Regions from separate parts of the Homo sapiens genome. Here region 1 is linked to region 2. Evidence: chromatin loops called from intact Hi-C (ENCODE). Cell type or tissue: PC-9. All regions are shown on one strand. Links, peaks and the distances in the headings refer to the core of each region. The heading gives the core; the rest is flanking DNA. Region 1 has its middle 33 kb from the start of MCHR1. Region 2 holds the start of LOC124905122 (a long non-coding RNA gene).

Region 1 (9,794 bases), core at 678-8,677, 60 kb after region 2:
AAGGATCAGTGGTTCAGATTTTTCAAGGATAGTTTGGCTGGCAGGGACTAGGGAATGGGTGCTGCTGACTGGTTAGGGATGCAATTGTAGGGGCGTGGAAAATGGTCCTTGTGCACTGAGTCCACCTCTTGGTAGGGCCACAGTCATGGTCATGGGTCACGAGTCTGAAAAACATCTCAAAAGGCCAATCTTAGGTTCTACAAGAGTGATGTTATCTATAGGAGCAACTGGGGAAGTCACAAATCTTATGGCCTCTGGCCTCATGACTCCTGAGCAGTAAGGGATTACAGAAACTACACCTGCATTTTGACAGAATTCAGCTTCCCCTCATAATCCTAATCTTTTGGCTTTTCACTAGTCTTACAAAGGTGGTTTCAGCTCTCAAATTAAAAGGGACTGTTATCATCCTTGCTTCAAAGTTAAACTATAAACTGAATTCCTCTCATGGTTAGCTTGGCCTATGCCCAGAAATGAGCAAAGAGAGCCAACCTGTGAGGCTGGAGGCTAGATGGAGTCACCCATGTTAGATTTCTCTCATTGGAATTATCTTTGCATAGGCAGTTTCACTTTACCCATTGCCATCAGGTTACATTGTCAAAGACCCATTCTAGCCCTAAAATCTGCAATAACATGGACTTTTCTCATTTTTTGAGACAGAGTCTTGCTCTGTCACCCAGGCTGGAGTGCAGTGGCGCGATCTTGGCTCACTGCAAGCTCTGCATCCCGGGTTCACACCATTCTCCTGCCTCAGCCTCCTAAGTAGCTGGGACTACAGGCACCCATCACCACGCCCGGCTAATTTTTTGTATTTTTAGTAGAGACGGGGTTTCACCGTGTTAGTCAGGATGGTCTCGAGCTCCTGACCTTGTTATCTGCCTGCCTCGGCCTCCCAAAGTGCTGGGATTACAGGCGTGAGCCACCACGCCCGGCCAATAATATGGACTCTCATATCCAGGATAACTCCCTTGTGTCTTTCTTGAAGCCCATGGGAATGAATGCAATGGCCCAACCAAGAGAAGAAGAAGAAAGAAGATGAAAGAAGATGAAAGAAGAAGAAGAAGAATAGGAAGAAGAGGAAGAGGAAGAGGAGGAAGAAGGGTGAGGAGGAGGAGAAAAGAAAGAAGAGGAAGAAAGCTAAGGATAGAATCTTAGAAACCTTCACTGTTCAGGGCTGGCTGGGGAAGAGGAATCAGCAGAGGAGCTTGTGTTGGATCATCCAGAGAGGCAGGAGGGAAGCCAGGGGAGCGGTGGCATCCTGGAAGCTGATGGAAAACATGGTTTCCACGAGCAAGTGACCCAGCGGGTCAAATGCTGCAAAAAGGTCAGGATGAGGCCTGGCAAGGATCTGTGGTGGATGAATAGTGTCCTCCCAAAAGATACGTCCAAGTCTTGACCCTGACACCTGTGACCGTGACCTTATTTGGAAATTGAGTCTTTGTAGATATAATTAAGTTAAAGGTCTTGCGTTGAGGTCATATAGGTCCATCCTAAATCCTATAGCTGATGTCCTTGGATTTTTTTTTTTTTTTTTTTTTTTGAGATGGAGTCTTGCTCTGTCGCCCAGGCTGGAGTACAGTGGCACAATCTTGGCTCACTGTAACTGCCGCCTCCAGGATTCCAGAGATTCTCCCGCCTCAGCTTTTTTTTTTTTTTTAATATTTATTTATTTGTAGTTTGGTGGGGGTTTTTGTTTGTTTGTTTGGGTTTTTTGTTTGTTTGTTTGTTTAATAGCTCTGCTGGAACCAATATACATCTTTTCTTAAAGCAACATTCCTTTAGTTACTGCCATAGCGCTCCTCCTCTTGATAGTCAAGCTTCCTGGAAAAGTTGCTCCTACTGGTTTAGAACCCACCAAAGTCAACCAATGACCTCTTTATTTCTAAATCCAATGTGCCCTGTATTAGTTTCCTAGGCTGCCATAACAAAATACCACAAACTTGGCAGGTTAGAAACTGTGAAATAATGTATTATCTCATAGTTCTGGAGGCCAGAAATCCAAAATCAAGTTCTCAGGTAAGTTGGTCCCTTCTGGAGGCTCTGAGGCCCACACAGGCACCACTCCAGTCTCTGCCTCAGTCTTCACCTGGCTCGCTTTCTATGTCTCTGTGTCTCAAATCTCCTTCTCCTTTAATAAAAATTGAAAGACAGCAGGGCACGGTGGCTCATGCTTGTAATCCCAGCACTCTGGGAAGCCGAGGCCAATGGATTGCTTGAGCCCAGGAGTTTGAGACCAGCCTGGCCAACATGGTGAAACCCTGTGTCTACTAAAAATACAAAAATTAGCCGGGCCTGGTGGCAGGTGCCTGTGGTCCCAGCTACTCGGGAGGTTTAGGTGGGAGGATCGCCTGAGCCTGGGAGGTCAAGGCTGCAGTGAGCCATGATCACGCCCCTGCACTCCAGCCTGGGTGACAGAGTGAGACTCCGTCTCAAAAAAAAAAAAAAAACCCAAAAAACAAAAAAACCAACCAGACCAAAACAAACAAACAAAAACAAGCAAGCAAACAAACAAAAAGCACACTGCTAATGAAAAAAGGGTTCTTATGTTGATAGGCTTGAAAGGATAGGATTCACAGATTCACAGGATGTCAGGGCTGGTAGGAACCTTAAACACTGCCAAGTCATAAGCACAGGGCCTGGGGAGAATGAGCTAGTGCATGATATTATCGTGCTTTCCTCTTTTGCACTCCCTTTTGTGTGACCTCCTTCCCCTTCTGCCAGAGGCATCTGTTTGCCTCAGAGACGATTAGGATTGCAAAGAGAAATAGAAAGCCAATACGCAGCTGTGGACATCCAAAAAAATATTCCTCTGTGTAAGGCAAAGTAATAGCTTTGAAAGCCAGTCTTTGCCAAGAGAGAAAAGGATTTTCTAAACAATTTAGGCACGTGTTAACATATCAAGAGCTAGGCCTGTTGGACTAGATCACTGAGTTTTGCTGTGTGTGCCTGGGGTGGAAGGAATCCAGATGTGATGCAGTGGCTGTGGCCCCAGGATGGCTGCAAAAGGAAGCAGAGGCAAGGGACACAGGCCGTCCTACTACTGCTTCTTAAGCTCCTCCTCCAGGCCAGAGGCAGGGGTTGAGGGAGGTGCGTGTTGGAAGGGTTGAGGGACAGCTAAAGGCACAGGATCCTCAGCCCTCTGTCTTTTTTTTTTTTTTTTTTTTTTTTTGGAGATGGAGTCTTGCTCTGTCACCAGGCTGGAGTGCAGTGGCATGATCTTGGCTCACTGCAACCTCCGACTCCTTGGTTCAATCAATTCTCCTGCCTCAACCTCCCAAGTAGCTGGGATTACAGGCACCCGCCACCACACCCAGTAATTTTTTGTATTTTTAGTAGAGACGGGGTTTCACCATGTTGTCCAGGATGGTCTCCATCTCCTGACTTTGTGATCTGTCTGCCTCGGCTGCCCAAAGTGCCAGAATTACAGGCGTGAGCCATCGCGCCCAGCCTCCTCTGTTTTATTTGGAGCCCTAGGAAGTATCCCATAGTGGTCTGGACACTGTGTCCAGCAATCAAGAGGACAGGAAGTAACAATGAGCTGGGAAATGACTGCACAGGTGAGCCTGGGCCCCACACTTGGCTCCCCACGGCCACAGGGCATCCTGAAATCCCTCCAGGATCTGACCAGGGGACTTGCAAGAGCTGAAGGGCCTTGAGATTCCCAGAGTGTCAGGGCAGGAAAAAGAGACCAGTATATGTGCAGACCTCACAACAGGAACTCAGCCATGAGGACTCACCGGGCAGGGAGTGTCAGCAGGGCACTCCAAAAGGCCCACATGGGGGCTGGGCACAGTGGCTCACGCCTGTAATGCCAGCACTTTAGGAGGCTGAGGCAGAAGGATCGCTTGAGCTCAGGAGTTCAAGACCAGCCTGGACAACATAGTGAGAGCCAACCCCTACAAACAAATTTTTTTTTTTTTTTTTAGACAGAGTTTTGCTCTTATTGCCCAGGCTGGAGTGTAATGGGGCAATCTTGGCTCACTGTAACCTTCGCCTTCTGGGTTCAAGCAATTCTCCTGCCTCAGCCTCCTGGGTAGCTAGGATTACAGGCATGCGCCACCACGCCCGGCTAATTTTTTATTTTTAGTAGAGATGGGGTTTCACCAGATTAGCCAGGCTAGTCTTGAACTGCTGACCTCAGGTGATCCACCCACCTCGGCCTCCCAAAGTGCTGGGATTACAGGCATGAGCCACCACACCCAGCCTCCAAAAAAAATTTTTTTTAATTAGCTGAATGTGAAAAAAAAATTAGCTGAATGTGGTGGCGTGTGGCGTGTGGCTGTGGTCCCAGCTACTTGGGAGGCTGAGGCAGGAGGATCACTTGAACCCAGGATACTGAGGTCACAGTGAGCTATGATCGTACTACTGCACTGTAGCCTGGGTGACAGAGCGAGACTCCATCTCAAACAAAACAGAACAAAAAAACCAAGTATTTACAGAGACATGAGTCATCGAGAGGCTATCTAAACCGAGATAAGCTGCAGTGCAGTGATGACAGTTTCTTTCCACTTCCCCGGAGGGGCTCATGGCTCAGCAGATCAGCTGCAGGAAAGAGAGAAACATCGTCTCTCCGTGCGCCTTTCCTTGTATATTAATCTGCGATCCTGCTACACATGCCACTGTCAGTCAGGCCATGCTACGAAGCCTGGGGAGAACAGGGCAAGATTTCCGAGGCCTGGCCGGAGGCAACAGGCACATAGAAAAGGGGTATGGGGTCCGGAAGGTGCAGAGTAAATGTGTGCGTGGGGCAAGATTCCCCCAGGGATGGCTACAGGCACAGTTGCCTCTAGGATGGGATGTAGAGAAATCAAATTCAAGGGTACAAGTAAATATCTTTATATACCCTGGGGGCGACAGAAGGAAGCTTTTTGTGGGAGAACCCAGAAAAGAGAGCTCAGAAGGAGAAAAGTCTCCTAAGCTGCTGGGTAGAGACGGGCTGTTTGAGGTTTTTTTTTTTTTTTTTGAGACAAAGTCTTGCTCTATCACCCAGGCTGGAGTGCAGTGGCACGATCTCTGCTCACTGCAATCTCTGCCTCCCAGGTTCAAGTGATTCTCTTGCCTCAGCCTCCCGAGTAGCTACAGTTACAGGAGTTGGCCGCCATACTCGGGTAATTTTTTTGTACTTTTAGTAGAGATGGGATTTCATCACATTAGCCAGGCTGGTCTCGAACTCCTGACCTCAAGTGATCCTTACACCCCGGCCTCCCAAAGTGTGAGAATTACAGGTATGAGCCACTGCGCCTGGCCTGGGCTGGTTGAGTTTAATACAAAAGTCAAGGATCCTTCTCCTCGGTTCACTTAGTCCTCCCCACGGCCCTCGGCGTTTGGCATTCTCTCTTTTTTTCTTTTTCTTTTTTTTTTTTTTTTTGAGACAGGGTCTTGCTCTGTTGCCCAGGCTGGATTGGAGTACAGTTCGTCATCATGGCTTACTACCTCCCCGGCTCAAGTGATCCTCCCACCTCGGCCTCCTGAGTAGCCAGGACCACAGGCATGTGCCACCATGTCTGGCTAATTTTGTTTATTTTTTTGTAGAGATGTGGTCTTGCCATGTTGCCCAGGCTGTCCTCGAACTCCTGGGCTCAAGGAGTTCCACCCACCTCAGTCTCCCAAAGTGCTGGGATTATAGGCGTGAGCCACCACCCCTGGCAGTCCTCAGCATTCTTCAAACAAAACTAGGGCTGGGCATGGTGGCTCATGCCTGTAATCCCAGCTCTTTGGGAGGCTGAGGTGGGAGGATCTCTTGAGCCCAGGAGTTCAAGACTAGCCTCGGCAACATAGTGAGACCCTGTCTTTACAAGAACAAAACACAAAACAACAGAGTCGCTGTTTTCCCTCAATTCTATAGCAAGGACGAAATCAGGGAGTCCACAGGGCGCATGGATTTGAACCTGGGTCTATCTGGCTCCGCACTATGCTTTCCCTGCTATATCCCACTACCTGATTGAAGGAGAGAGATGGGACTTCTGAGGACAAGGGAACCTTCAGGTGAGGCTGGAGGTCAAGTCCCTAAAGACTTCCTTGCTTAGGGGGAGATTTAATGATTGGCCGCCATCATCTCAAGAGAAGAGACGATCCCTCTCCTGCCTGGTTTGCTTGACCGAACAACCTCACTGTGGAAGGTAGTGGTGAAGGGACACCACCTTGAGATGAGGTGGACCTGGGTTCATATTCCTGCACTGAGATCTTAGGCAAAACACTTAAGCTTGTGGAGCCTTAGATTTCATTCTTATAAAAATGGGATAACAATTTCCACCTTACTAAGCCGTGAAAAGCATTACATGAAGGGGAATGTAAATTGTGTGCCTACCACAGAGCCCGATACAGAGAACAGGTGAAAAGAACTGAATTTAACTCTACCTACCCATCTGTCATCCCTCCTGCAGCTCTATTCCGATCGGCATTTTCTTTTTCTTTTTCTTTTTTTTTGAGATGGAGTCTTGCTCTTGTCGCGCAGACTGGAGTCAATGGCGCGATCTCGGCTCACTGCAACCTCTGCCTCCCAGGTTCAAGTGATTCTCCTGCCTCAGCCTCTTAAGTAGCTGGGATTACAGGCACCTGCCAAAGCCCAGCTAATTTCTGTATTTTTAGTAGAGACAGGGTTTTACCATGCTGGCCAGGCTGGTCTCAAACTCCTGACCTCAGGTGATCCGCCCGCCTCGGCCTCCCAAAGTGCTGGGATTACAGGCGTGAGCCACCAAGCCCCACCTCAATCAGCATTTTCAAGGTTAAATGCCCTGGAAGAAGCCAGGCGAAGTAACTTAAAACCTGAGCAGGTTTAAGAGTCTTGCTCAAGCAAGCTCACTGGGCCCTTGAACTTTGGTGTTTTTTTTTTTTTTTTTTTTTTTTTGTACAGACATGGCCTTATTATGTTGCTCAGGCTGGTCTTGAACTCCTGGCCTCAAGCGATCCTCCCACCTCTGCCTCTTGAAATTCTGGAATGACAGGCATGAGCCACCGCACCTGGCCAGAACTTTGGCATTCTTAAACAAAAATCTAGAAAAGCTTTTCTTGTAAAGGAAACAGAGCAGTCTCCATGGGGGCTTAGCCTGCCCGGCACCTCTGGGGAGTATCAGAAAAGGCAGCCCAAGTTGGTATGGCCCATGACATCAGTGTTATAGTCCAGACACTGGGTGCATTCTGTCCACCCACCACGGGACAGGGCTCGGCCAGGTCCGCACCTGTCGGGGGTACGTGCTCTCTCAGTGATGGCTGGCCACTGACAGAAACAGTGCACTGACCTCAGTAAAAGAATGCCAAAGTCTGTCTTTCTTTCTCAAGTAATGTGGAGGAAAAGGAGCTCCTGCCAGGTGCAGAAGAAAGAAGAAAACCCGTTCTTGGCAGCAGGGGGATCAGGTTGCCACAGCAACGAGCTTCTTCCAAGTCCACTCATTATGTGGCTTTTGAATTAGACTTCCTTCTGTACATCTCACTGCACTGATTCCCTCGTCTTCGGCCGGCTCATTTCCCGAGCTTCTCCTGGGGAAATCAACACAGAGGGGAGTCTGACCTCTCCTTTCAAGGCTTGGTCCTGCTTGTCCCTGGGATGACACAATATTTACTTGTTGGTTTACACTTGGAAGAACCTGATCGCCGTGCAGAATGAAGAGCCCCTCCTCCTCTGTGGGTGGGAGCGTTGACTGGTACAACTTCTTTGAGCAGCAATTTGGCCCAATACAAGTGCATACCCTTTGATCTCACGGTTCTGGGGCTTAACCCCGGCATGACAGCATTTTTGTATAATAACAGCAAAAAGCTGGAAACGACCTTCACATCACTGATGGGAGATGGGTTAAATATCAGCTAAGCCACCAGACAGCTGAAGGAATAATGAGCTAGAGCTTATGTACCCATATGGAAAGATGTACTGTTAAGTTAAAAAAAGCAAGTTGTTCAAACTCATAGAAACAGAAAGGGGAAGGGTGGTTGCCAGGGGCTCGGGGCAGGGAGGAATGGGGTTGTTTAATGGGTATAGAGTTTCAGCTTTGCAAGATGAAAAAATTCTGGAAATTGGTTGTACAACAATGTGACTATAACTACTGAATTCTAAACTTAAAAATGATTAAGGCCAGATGCAGTGGCTCACGCCTGTAATCCCAGCACTTTGGGAGGCTGAGGCGGGAGGATCACGAGGTCAGGAGATCAAGACCATCCTGGCCAACATGGTGAAACCCCTTCTCTACTAAAAATACAAAAATTGGCTGGGTGTGATGGCGGGCACCTGTAGTCCCAGCTACTTGGGAGGCTGAGGCAGGAGAATCGTTTGAACCCGGGAGGTGGAGGTGGAGGTTGCAGTGAGCCGAGATCGCACTACTGCACTCTAGCCTGGGACAGAGCGGGACTCTGTATCAAAAAAAAAAAAAAAATTAAGATGGTAACTTTTATGTTGTATGTTCTTTACCACATAAAAAAAGTCAAGTTGCAGAATGGAATTATACTTATTGCATTTGTGTGTGTGTGTTTTTTAAAAAGGGCTAAAACAAGTTTGTGAGGAGACAAAATAAGCTGTTGTCAGTGCTTACCTTTGCAGTTGAGGGGCATTAAAGGGGGAAAATATGTTACTTTTCATTTTTTTCCCTTCTAAGGAGCTTTTTTTTTTTTTTTTTTTGGATACAGAGTTTCACTCTTTCGCCTAGGCTGGAGTGCAGTGGCAGGATCTCGGCTCACTGTAACCTCTGCTTCCTGGGTTCAGGCAATTCTTGTGACTCAGCTCTCCAGTAGCTGGGACTACAGGCGCCGGCCACCACACCCGGCTAATTTTTGTATTTTTAGTAGAGACGGGGGTCTCACAATGTTGGCCAGGCTGGTCTTCAACTCCTGGCCTCAAGTGATCCGCCCGTCTAGGCCTCCCAAAGTATGGAGAGCTTTTTAAAAATATATAATTAATTTTGACAAGCCAATAAAGATAAGGAGATGAAATTACTATGCCTGATCTATAGAAAGTCAGCATTAATTCAGCAGATATTTACTGAGTATTAACTTACTATGTACGAGGCACAGTGCTAAGGACTGCAGATACAAGGGCAAGAGAGGCAGGATGGTTCTCTCCCTCCCAGATCTCACATTTTATGGGAAGACAGTCATTAAACTGGCGGACAGACAAATGAGCAATATGTACAGCTGGTGGTAAGAGCCCTGAAGGAAAGACACAGGTCTGCGACAGAAAACACTGGTAGGAGCTGGGCGCGATGGCTCACGCCTGTAATCCCAGCACTTTGGGAGTCCAAGGCAGGCGGATCACCTGAGGTCGGGAGTTCGACACCAGCCTGACCAACATGGAGAAACCCCATCTCTACTATAAATACAAAATTAGCCAGACATGGTGGCGCATGCCTGTAATCCCAGCTACTCAGGAGGCTGAGGCAGGAGAACCACTTGAATCTGCAAGGTGGAGGTTGCGGTGAGCCGAGGTTGCACCATTGTACTCCAGCCTGGGCAACAAAAGCAAAACTCCATCTAAAAAAAAAAAGAAAAGGAAACAAAATTTCAGGACCCTCTAAATTTATTTTGCCAAGGGAGAAGCCCTGGAGACTGAGTCACATAGCATGTTTGCAATTCTACTTCTTAGACCATAGATTAAGTCTCTTCCCATTGTTATTATTATTATTGTTATTATTATTATTTGAGACAGAGTCTTGCTCTGTTGCCCAGGCTGGAGTGCAGTGGTGTGATCACGGCTCACTGCAATATCCGCCTCCCAGGTTCAAGCAATTCTCCTGCCTCAGCCTCTTGAGTAGCTAGGATTACAGGTGTATGCCACTGTGCCTGTCTAATTTTATATTTTTGTTAGAGATAGGGTT
Region 2 (9,794 bases), core at 699-8,698:
TAAATAAAAGCTTGCCATGATGTTATAGCCTAGGGTGAGGAGAATCAGACACAAAATTTAAGTGGATGCCAAAAACTTAGCAATTAAGAAAAATAATACAATATTTCAAAAAATCAAAATTAGGCCAGGCGCGGTGGCTCAAGCCTGTAATCCCAGCCTGGCCAACATGGTGAAACCCTGTCTCTACTACAAATACAAAAATTAGATGGGTGTGGTGGCGGGCGCCTGTAATCCTAGCTACTCTGGAGGCTGAGGCATGAGAATCACTTGAACCCCGGAGGCGGAGGTTGCAGTGAGCCGAGATCACACCACTTGCACTCCAGCCTGGGCAATAGAGCGAAACTTAGTCTCAAAAAAAAAAAAAAACAAAAAAAAACAAATGTAGGCTTGGAGCTGCCGGTGGCCATCTAGCTGTCAGAAGGCAAGAAGAGATTTGAAAATAAGGCCCAGGCCAGGCGCGGTGGCTCACACCTGTAATCCCAGCACTTTGAGAGGCCGAGGCCGGCGGATAACCTGAGGTCAGGAGTTCCAGACCAGACTGGCCAACATGGTGAAACCCCGTCTCTACTAAAAATACAAAAATTAGCCAGGCATGGTGGCAGGCACCTGTAATCCCAGCTACTTGGGAGGCTGAGGCTGGAGAATTGCTTGAACCCGGGAGGCAGAGGTTGCAGTGGGCCGAGATCGTGCCAAGAGTGAAACTCCCTCTCAAAAAAAAAAAAAGAAAGAAAGAAAAGAAGGCCATGTCTACAGCCATATCACCCTGAACACACCGGATCTCATCTGAAAATGAAACCAAATAACAACAAGGAGCAATGAAGGGTATAGAAGAGACAGGGGCAGAGTCCCCATGATATGATTCAAACCCCTGGATGGAGCAGCGCCTGAAGTCCTTAGCATATGGGGCAAATCACAAAGTTGGGTGGGGAGGTGATAAAGACTCCAGCAATTATGTGGAACTCTGCACTTTGAGTTGGTGGAACAAGTTATACTGATTTCTCTCCTTACCAAAATGCTACCTGATTAGAACAGCATTCTGAAGTCATTCTTTTTTTTTTGGAGATGGAGTCACCAAGGCTGGAGTGCAGTGGTGCGATCTTGGCTCACCACAACCTCTGCCTCCCCAGTTCAAGCGATTCTCCTGCCTCAGCCTCCCGAGTAGCTGGGATTACAGGCATGCACCACCATGCTCGGCTAATTTTTGGATTTTTAGTAGAGACGGGGTTTCACCATGTTGATCCACCTGCCTTGGCCTTCCAAAGTGCTGGGATTACAGGTGTGAGCCACCGTGCCCGGCTGTGAAGTCATTTTTTTACATGTCTGTTTGTGCTGCCTTCCTACCTACTCATTCTGAAGTGATTATTTTTTTCTTGCCTGGATGGACAAGGAGACTCAATACCCCACTGCACCTGAGTTTTGGAAAACTAGAGTGTGGAAAAAGCAGCAGCAGCTGCAGCAAAAACACTGATGAGAGTCAAACTGAATGATTATATTACACTAATGGTACCAGCTCCCGACAGGTGAATAAAATGTGCCTCATGATAGCAGTCATACAACAAATACCTTACAAGAAACTCACAGAGAAGAGGGGCAGAGCAACTCAGTGGAAAAGCAGGTGTGGTTTCAAAGCCTGGCTCTGCCCCGAGCCATGTGACCTTAGGAAATAGACTGTGTCCCTGAGTTTCAATCTCGTCACCTGTAAATTAGGAGTAACCATACAGATCGCAAGTCAACACCTGCCCTTGCACCGCTGCGGGGCTCAGCGGTCACTGACATGCAGTGAAAAAGTGGAAGTTCTAGCTGGGCGCGGTGGCTTATGTCTGTAATCCCAGTACTCTGGGTGGCTGAGGTGGGCAGATCATGAGGTGAGGAGTTCGAGACCAGCCTGGCCAACATGGTGAAACTTCGTCTCTACTAAAAATACAAAAATTAGCCAGGCATGGTGGCGTGTGCCTGTAATCCTAGCTACTCTGGAGGCTGAGGCAGGAGAATCGCTTGAACCCTGGGAGGTGAAGGCTGCAATGAGCCGAGATCGCGCCATTGCACTCTAGCCTGGGCGACAGAGCAAGACTCTGTCTCAAAAAAAAAAAAAAAAAAAAAAGGAAAGAAAAGTAGAAGTTCCTTTCCCGTCTATCCTGGGTCTTCACTGTCTACGTGCGTCCCCTCACTCCCAGCTGCTTGGGACCACGCTGTGCTTTGGTGTGGGTCAGTACCTGGACCCCTGGCCTGTCCCCTCAAGGTGTGCTTCTTCCTTCCCACAACACCAGGCCAGAGGTACTTGCTTTCCTTTCTCATCTTGGGTCTCTATTTTCCCACACCGTGGTGTGTCCCACACTTTACGGAGTGTTGGGGTGAATACAGAGAATGACAACAGAGAACTTATAGCTGTGGCCTAAACCTCATTGTAATGAGATGGAGAAAATTGTGTTCACTGGAACTCCCTTCAGAGGAAGCATTGTTTATTTATTCAGAAAAAAAAAAATTCTTTGGCCCAGTGCAGTGGCTCATACCTGTAATCCTAGCACTTTGGGAGCCCAAGGCGGGAGGATCTCTTGAACCCAGGAGTTTGAGACCAGCCTGGGAAACATAGCAAGACACGATCTCTACAAAAAATTTAAAAATTAGCCGAGCACGGTGGCACGCACCTGTGGTCCTAGGTACTTGGGTAGCTGAGGTGAGAGGATCACCTGAGCCTGGGAAGCAGAGGCTGCAGTGAGCTGAGACTGCTCCATTGCACTCCAGCCTGGATGACAGAGTGAGACCATGTCTCAAAAAAAAAAAAAAAAAATCCTTGATAAACCCACTTTGGGGAGGAGTTGAGCCCCCCTCCCCCCCAATTATTTAATAATAAATAAATAAATAAATAAATAAAATACCTAGAGAAGGAAAAACTACAACCCAAGGCATGACCTACTGGCACTACTCAAACAGTAGACATAAAGATTTATGGGGAGCAGGGGATCTCTCTTTAGGCCCAAGCTAGTGAACTGAAACAGTGTGACAGCAAATATCATTGAAGGCCAGGCCATTGTAACCACTTGATTCTACCTCCGCTCAGCCAGTCTAGGCCAGAGTGCTTAGGAGCAGAGCAGGGATGTACAGATGTCCCCAGTTCTCCACTCCTCTTGACCAGTAGGAACCCAGTATGGATGAGATGTAATGATTAGGTCCATAATGTTCAAAGTCAGCTTGTGACTTTGAGCAAGGGATTTTTTTTTTTTTTTTTTTTTTGAGGCAGAGTCTCACTTCTCACTCTGTTGCCCAGGCTGGAGTGCAGTGGTGCCATCTCTGATCGCTGGAACCTCTGCTTCCAGGGTTCAAGCAAGTCTCATGCTTCAGCCTCCTGAGTAGCTGGGATTACAGGTGTGTGCCACCATGCCTTGCTAATTTTTGTATTTTTACAGACGGCATTTCACCATGTTGGCCAGGCTGGTCTCGAACTCCTGACCTCAGGTGATCCACCCACCTCAGCCTCCCAAAGTGCTGGGATTACAGGAGTGAGCCACTGCGCCCAGTGCAGGTGACTTTAAGGGCACTTTTGCAAAATGCGAGTGATAATGCATTCTGATGGTTATAGATTAAGGTTAAGTAATTTAGCTGAGCTCAAACAGGCAGTAAATGGTAGAGCTGTGATTGGAACACAGACCATCCAGTGCCATAGTCCAGCCTCTTAGCTACAATGCCCTGCTTAGTTGTGGCTGGTCAGCTCTCTGTGGGTCCAGCAAGGGCTGTCACCCAGGCTGGAGTGCAGTGTTGCAATCTCGGCTCACTGCAAGCTCCGCTTCCCGGGTTCACACCACTCTTCCGCCCCAGCCTCCCAAGTAGCTGGGACTACAGGCGCCCGCCACCACGCCCGGCCAATTTTTTGTATTTTTAGTAGAGACGGGGTTTCACCGTGTTAGCCAGGATGGTCTCGATCTCCTGACCTCGTGATCCGCCCGCCTCGGCCTCCCAAAGTGCTGGGATTACAAGCGTGAGCCACCGCGCCCGGCCAACAGTGCAGTGTCTTAACGGTAGCTCTGCACAAAGTCACAAATTAGTCACAGTAACTTGTTACTTTGTATTCCTCTCACCTGTTTTGTGAGATTCCACAATTTCTCCTGCCTTCAGTTGCATTGCTTGGTGTATGATACATAGTCAATCTTTTTATCCATATCTCAGGAGCAAAATGTAACACAAATTCTACTTGTGGGTATCTTCCTGTATTCGGTTTTACAAAGCACTTGCATGTTGCCTTGTCAGGAAAGAGCAGTTGTTTCTCCAAAGAGAAAAGTTGTTTCACTAATATTAAGCTCATTCCCTATAGCTCAGTGTCCTTGCCTTTCTCTCTACATAATCACTTTTTATCCAAATGCTGAGTCACTATATAATTTTTTGAAGACATTTTAAATAGCCCTCAATTCAGTACACGCAGCACCAACACTGCACCTAACTCAGCTGAAGTTAAGACAATATGAACAGCTATGTTTAATTTATCAAATTTGCAAGCAATGATGATTCCATTAAAATGAAAAAAAATCATGTTTTAGGATTAGTTAAATGTGGTAGCAAATGCTGGTACTGATTAGAATTCTTACAACTGCAAGTGACAGGAAACAGACTAACTTAAGCAAAAGGACTGCATTAAGCCAGGAAATTCCAAAAGTCCCTGTAGTATAACAGTTTCAGGTATGGCTGGATTCAGGACTCCAGAATATAACCAGGACTCAGTTTCCTGCCATTTCTCTTTCTTTTCCGCAGGGTTGGTGTCAGTGGCAGGTTTCACATGCTGGCAAGCTGGAGCCAGCAGCTCCAGCTCCAGCTCTAGCACCCCTGGAGTTTTGAGTCCAGTGAAAAAAACGATGAGAGGCTTTGTCCCAGATATTTTAGCCTGAGTCTCAATGCCTCTCATTGGCTCCAACAGATCACATGCCCAGCCCTGAGCCAATCAACATGGCCACATCCGGGTCAGTTACTACTGCCTCCGCCCCATGCTGTGGAGCCCGGCTGGAAGCCCGGGGGTTGTTGGGTCTTCACCCGGGAAATGGGGAGAGAGACTGCGGGGCAGCTGGCACCACATACGTGCCTTACAGGTGGGGTGTGGGGACTTAGGAGGGCTTAGCACCCAGAGCATTAGCCCAGGGCCTGGCCCCTGGTGGCTTCTCCCGGCCGCTGGCTGCTTGGCAGGGCTGGAGGGGAGGAGACCCACAGTTTCGGGCTTGAGTCACCTCCCTCCTGGCCAGGCTTCGGCGGCACTGACTCAGCGCCTGCGTGAGCTGGATGCTGCCTGGAAAGCTAATCAGCCTCTGAGGCGAGTCATGCCTCCTGTGACGTGGGCTTGTGCTGTGAGTGGGCGGGAATGAATGAAGAAGCGTGGGCTCACCATGGTTCCTAGAGTGTTGATGAAGTGACGGGAGAGGGAGGCGGAAGTCAAGAGCAGCCCTTGGAAAAGGCTGCCAGCCCAGGCTGTGATGCTGTCTGCGGGCCCGTGCAGCCTGGTCCCGGGGTGGGCTCTCTGCACGCGGGCCCGTGCAGCCTGTTCCCGGGATGGGGCACACAGCTGCCACCTCCCCACACCCCAGCACCGGGGAGCGCCCCAGGGCTCCGCTGTGGCCTGCCCTGCGGCTGGCAGGCCATCCTCCGGTTCGTCCCTGTGTTTCAAACCTAAGTTCCATGAGGCAGGACGGGGTTGGTGGGGTCGGGCAGGAGGGCCGGGGATTGGAAGGTTGGCCAGCTCTACCTCCTGCCCTTCCCACCGCACCCCAAACTTAGCCTTGACAAACGGATCTCTGCCCTTCTAGGGGAGAGGAGAGGAGAAGAAATGGTGGTAGAGAAAGAAAGGCAAGGGGAGCTGTGCAGAACCACCCGGAAGCTTGAGAGTTCAACGCGGAGAACCTGCTCTGTGCCAGGCCCCCACCTGGGAGGTGTGGGCAACCTTCCTGCCTTCCGGGTGCTCAGAGTCTAGTCTGGAGACAATAAGAAAAATGGTTAATCACCATGGAATGTGCTAGCGCCTTAGCCCGAAGCAGGGGTCTGGTTATTGAGGTTTGTTGAAGGAAGATGCCTGTAAGGGCTGGGTGCGGTGGCTCACGCCTGTAATCCCAGCACTTTGGGAGACCAAGGTGGGCGGATCACCTGAGGTCAGGTGTTCGAGATCAGCTTGGTCAACATGGTGAAACCCTGCCTCTTCTAAAAATGCAAAAATTAGCCAGGCGTGGCAGTAGGTGCCTGTAATCCCAGCTACTCGGGAGGCTGAGGGAGGAGAAGCACTTGAACCCGGGAGGCAGAGGTTGCAATGAGCTGAGATTGGCCACTGCACTCCAGCCTGGGTGACAAGAGCAAAACTCCCCCTCAAAAAAAGAAAAGAGGGGGAGGGCAGGGGAGAAGGGGGAAGGGGGAAGGAAAGCAGGTATTGAAGGAGAAATTGCTGAGCTGGGCTCAGGTCTAGCCTTGGCCTGGGTTAGAGGAGTGGGCTCCAAGCAGAGTGGCCCCCTTAGAGGCAAAGAGAATGGCCTTGTCTGCCTCCTTTCAGGCTTTGGATGGGGCTGATAGGTGAGGTGGTGGGTGCTTGTCAGCCAAGGGCCCCTCCACATAAGGGGACAGGTGGGGGGCAGCTGCGAGTCTGTAGACCCAAGACTTGCAGCAGCTGGAGGACCGGTGAGCAGCCTGGTAAAGCGACCTGGGGAGGCACCAGCAGCATCTGCTGCAGTATGGCCACACTAGCTGTTTGATGGAGGACAGGGTAGGGAGCAGAGAGTAGGGAGCCGAGGGCAGGGAGCTTCCAGAAGGTCATTCTGCTGCATTGTGAAGAACAGCTGAGGAGGCGGCCAAGAGAAGAAAGGTCCGAGGGGGGCCGGGCGCAGTGGCTCACGCCTGTAATCCCAGCACTTTGGGAGGCCGAGGCGGGTGGATCATGAGGTCAGGAGTTTGAGACCAGCCTGGACAACATGGTGAAACCCCGTCTCTCCTAAAAATATAAAAATTAGCTGGGGCATGGTGGTGCGTGCCTGTAGTCCCAGCTACTCGGGAGGCTGAGGCAGGAGAATTGCTTGAACCCAGGAGGCAGAGGTTGCAGTGAGCCAAGATTGTACCACTGCACTCCCGCCTGCACGACAGCATGAGACTCTGTCTTAAAAAAAAAAAAAAATGGCCCGAGGGGTCGACATGTGCAGAAGTTACAGGAGCACACAGCCCTTTCTGGAAACCCTAAGATGTTTAAGGGTAACACGGGGTATGGGGGGAAGCAGGAGGTGGTGGTGAGAGAAGAGGCCTGACCCTGAAGGGTCACGTGTGCTCAACAAAAACAGGAGTTCTAAAAGAACCGGATTTTCCTTTCACCCCACCTCAGTTTTTTCTGCAAACAGTTGTGCGTGAAATCAGGACCCAGATGCTGCAGAACTGAAGTGGGAAGGGACTGACCACCACTGGGCAAAAGGCCGAAGAGGGTAGGCCACAGAGGGGCTGTCTCTAAGGGCTAAAAATACAAGGGTTGAGACCAACTGAAGTGTGGCGATTTCCTTGACGTTGGCATTTTGGTTTTGTTTTCCTTTTTTTAAGATAAGAGTTATATAGTAACTCAGAGCTCAGTAACATCAGCATTTTGGAAGTAGGATAGGAAGAAAGTCTCATCACAAGGGAGCCCTGTGGAGAGGAATGAGCACAGAATTTGGAGTCAGAAGAGTGGAAGGCCTGGGCTTGGGGCCTGGCTGCACCGTGCCGGCTGGATTGTTCTGGGAAAGCTGCCCAACTCTCTGCTCCGCAGTCCCCACATCTGTCACTAGGGATCATATCTGCCTCACAGGATCAGCTGAGATAAGGCACGTGTGTAAAAGGCTGTACAAATGTTAGTTACTATAAGGTTGTCTCAAAAAAATAAAACCCACGGCAAAGAGTATCCCAAGGCAGGCTCATTTTACTCCAATTACCATTTGGCACCGAGCAGATCAGGGGACTTACTGCATGACACAGCAAGTCAGTGGAAGAGCCAAGGAGTGCACTCATCCAAGTTACTGATTCCGATGTCAGCAAAACCTGCTGAAACCCATCTTCACACTGCAGTTCAGAGGGTGTCCCCAGGAAGCACCTCTCTGCAAAGCATGTTCAACGTAGTTCCCAGTGGCCTGCCAAATGGTCAGCAGCAAGGTGTAACTGGATGTCGCTTCCAGGAAGCAGAGTGAAAAGAGACAAGGAGTAGGAAACTAATGTCCAGAGTCGGCCATTTGCCCCAGGGACCGGAGTGGAGACTGCATTTCTAAGTGCTTCCTCTGTCCACAGCCCTCCTCCCCCATACCTTTTAAAAACAGATTTGCTGGCTGGGTACGGTGGCTCATGCCTGTAATCCCAGCACTTTGGGAGGCTGAGGCAGGTGAATTGCCTGAGCTCAGGAGTTCGAGACCAACCTGGACAAAACCCTATCTCTAGCAAAAAATACAAAAAGTTAGCCGGGCCTTGTGGTGCATACCTGTGGTTCCAGCCACTGGGAAGGCTGAAGTGGGAGGATCACTTGAGCCTGGGAGGTGGAGGTTGGAATGAGCTGAGATTGCGCCACTGCACTCCAACCTGAGTGACAGAGTGAGACCCCATCTCACAAAAACAAAACACAGATTTGTTGGCTGGGCATAGTGGCACATGCCTGTAATCCCAGCACTTTGGGAGGCCGAAGCGGAAGGATCACTGGAGTCCGGGAGTTTGAGACCAGCCCAAGCTGTGCAGCCCAGGCAACACAGCAAGACTTTGTGTTTCTTTTACAAAAAAAAAATTAGCCAGGTTTGGTAGTGTACACCTGTAGTCCTAGCTACTCTGGAGGCTGGGGTGGGTGGATCTCTTGCTTCCAAGAGTTCAAGGCTGCAGTGAGCTGATTATACCACTGTACTGTGGCCTGGGAAACAGAGTGAGACCCTGTCTCAAAAAAAAAAAAAACACCCAAAAGACAAAACACCACATTTGTTGAAATATAATTCACATACAATAAAAATACATCGTTTTAAAATGGACAATTCATGGTGATGTGCACCCGTAGTCCCAGCTACTTGGAAGGCTGAGATGAGAGGATCGCTGTGAGTCAATGAAACCTCTTTCCTTTATAAATTACCCAGTCTCAGGTATTTCTTCATAACAGAATGAGAATGGACTAATACATCCTCCCACCTCATCCTCCTAAAGTGTTGGGATTACAGGCGTGAGCCACCGCACCCAGCTGTTTACACTCTCTTGATGGTGTCCTTTAAAGCACACAAGTTGGTAGGAAGCAGTAGCTCATGCCTGTAATCCCAGCACTTTGGGAGGCCCAGGTGGGAGGATTGCTTGAGGCCAGATTGGGCAACATAGCAAGACCTCCATCTCTACAAAATTTTAAAAATTAGCTGGGTGTGGTGGTGCATGCCTGTAGTCCCAGGTACTCAGGAAGTCAAGGCTGAAGGATCACTGCAGCCTTGAGTCCGGCAGGTTGAAACTGCAGTGAGTTGTGATCGCACCACTGCACCCTAGTCTGACCAAAAGAATGAGACCCTGTCTCAGAAAAAAAAAAAAGAAAAAAAGGGGAAAAAACCCATAAAATTTTAAAATCATTATTAAGTCTAATTTATCTATTATTTTTTCTACTCTTGCTTGTGCTTTTGGTGTCAATCTAAGAAGTCTTTGCCTTACCCAAGGTTTACTGCTGCACTTTCTTCTAAGAGTTTTATAGTTTTCGTTCTTACAATTAGGTCTGTGATCCATTTTGAGATATTTTTATTTATTTACTTTTTTTGAGATGGAGTTTTGCTCTTGTTGCCTAGGCTGGAGTGCAATGGCGCGATCTCAGCTTACTGCAACTT

What was found. Hi-C counts contacts between places; a loop is a spot of excess contacts. Peaks named below come from ENCODE experiments on the same cell type or tissue, not always from the same donor. Only the 100,000 strongest peaks of a DNase experiment are listed, where the experiment ranks them.
Region 1: a loop joins it to region 2, with 4 times the contacts of the local background. A loop is called at or near these places in 6 of 110 quality-filtered maps.

What each region holds. Positions count from the first base shown.
Region 1 is chr22:40,707,262-40,717,055 of GRCh38, forward strand. No RefSeq gene overlaps it. Among named protein-coding and RNA genes, the nearest start is that of MCHR1, 33 kb to the left of the region's middle. RefSeq lists enhancers at 4,344-4,638, 4,662-5,178, 6,142-7,017, 7,018-7,892 and silencers at 4,452-4,571, 8,714-8,880. In PC-9, for the core only: no CTCF peak of the experiment used is centred there; DNase peaks (open chromatin) are centred at 4,480, 6,770 and 7,440; H3K27ac peaks cover 1,980 bases.
Region 2 is chr22:40,646,899-40,656,692 of GRCh38, forward strand. It overlaps LOC124905122 (a long non-coding RNA gene), which reads left to right and starts at 4,950. Exons shown (of 2, transcript XR_007068108.1): 1 at 4,950-5,072; 2 at 5,781-7,873. RefSeq lists enhancers at 4,721-5,920, 5,402-5,501 and a cis regulatory region at 7,684-8,058. In PC-9, for the core only: no CTCF peak of the experiment used is centred there; DNase peaks (open chromatin) are centred at 4,923, 5,293 and 5,973; H3K4me3 peaks cover 2,320 bases; H3K27ac peaks cover 2,900 bases.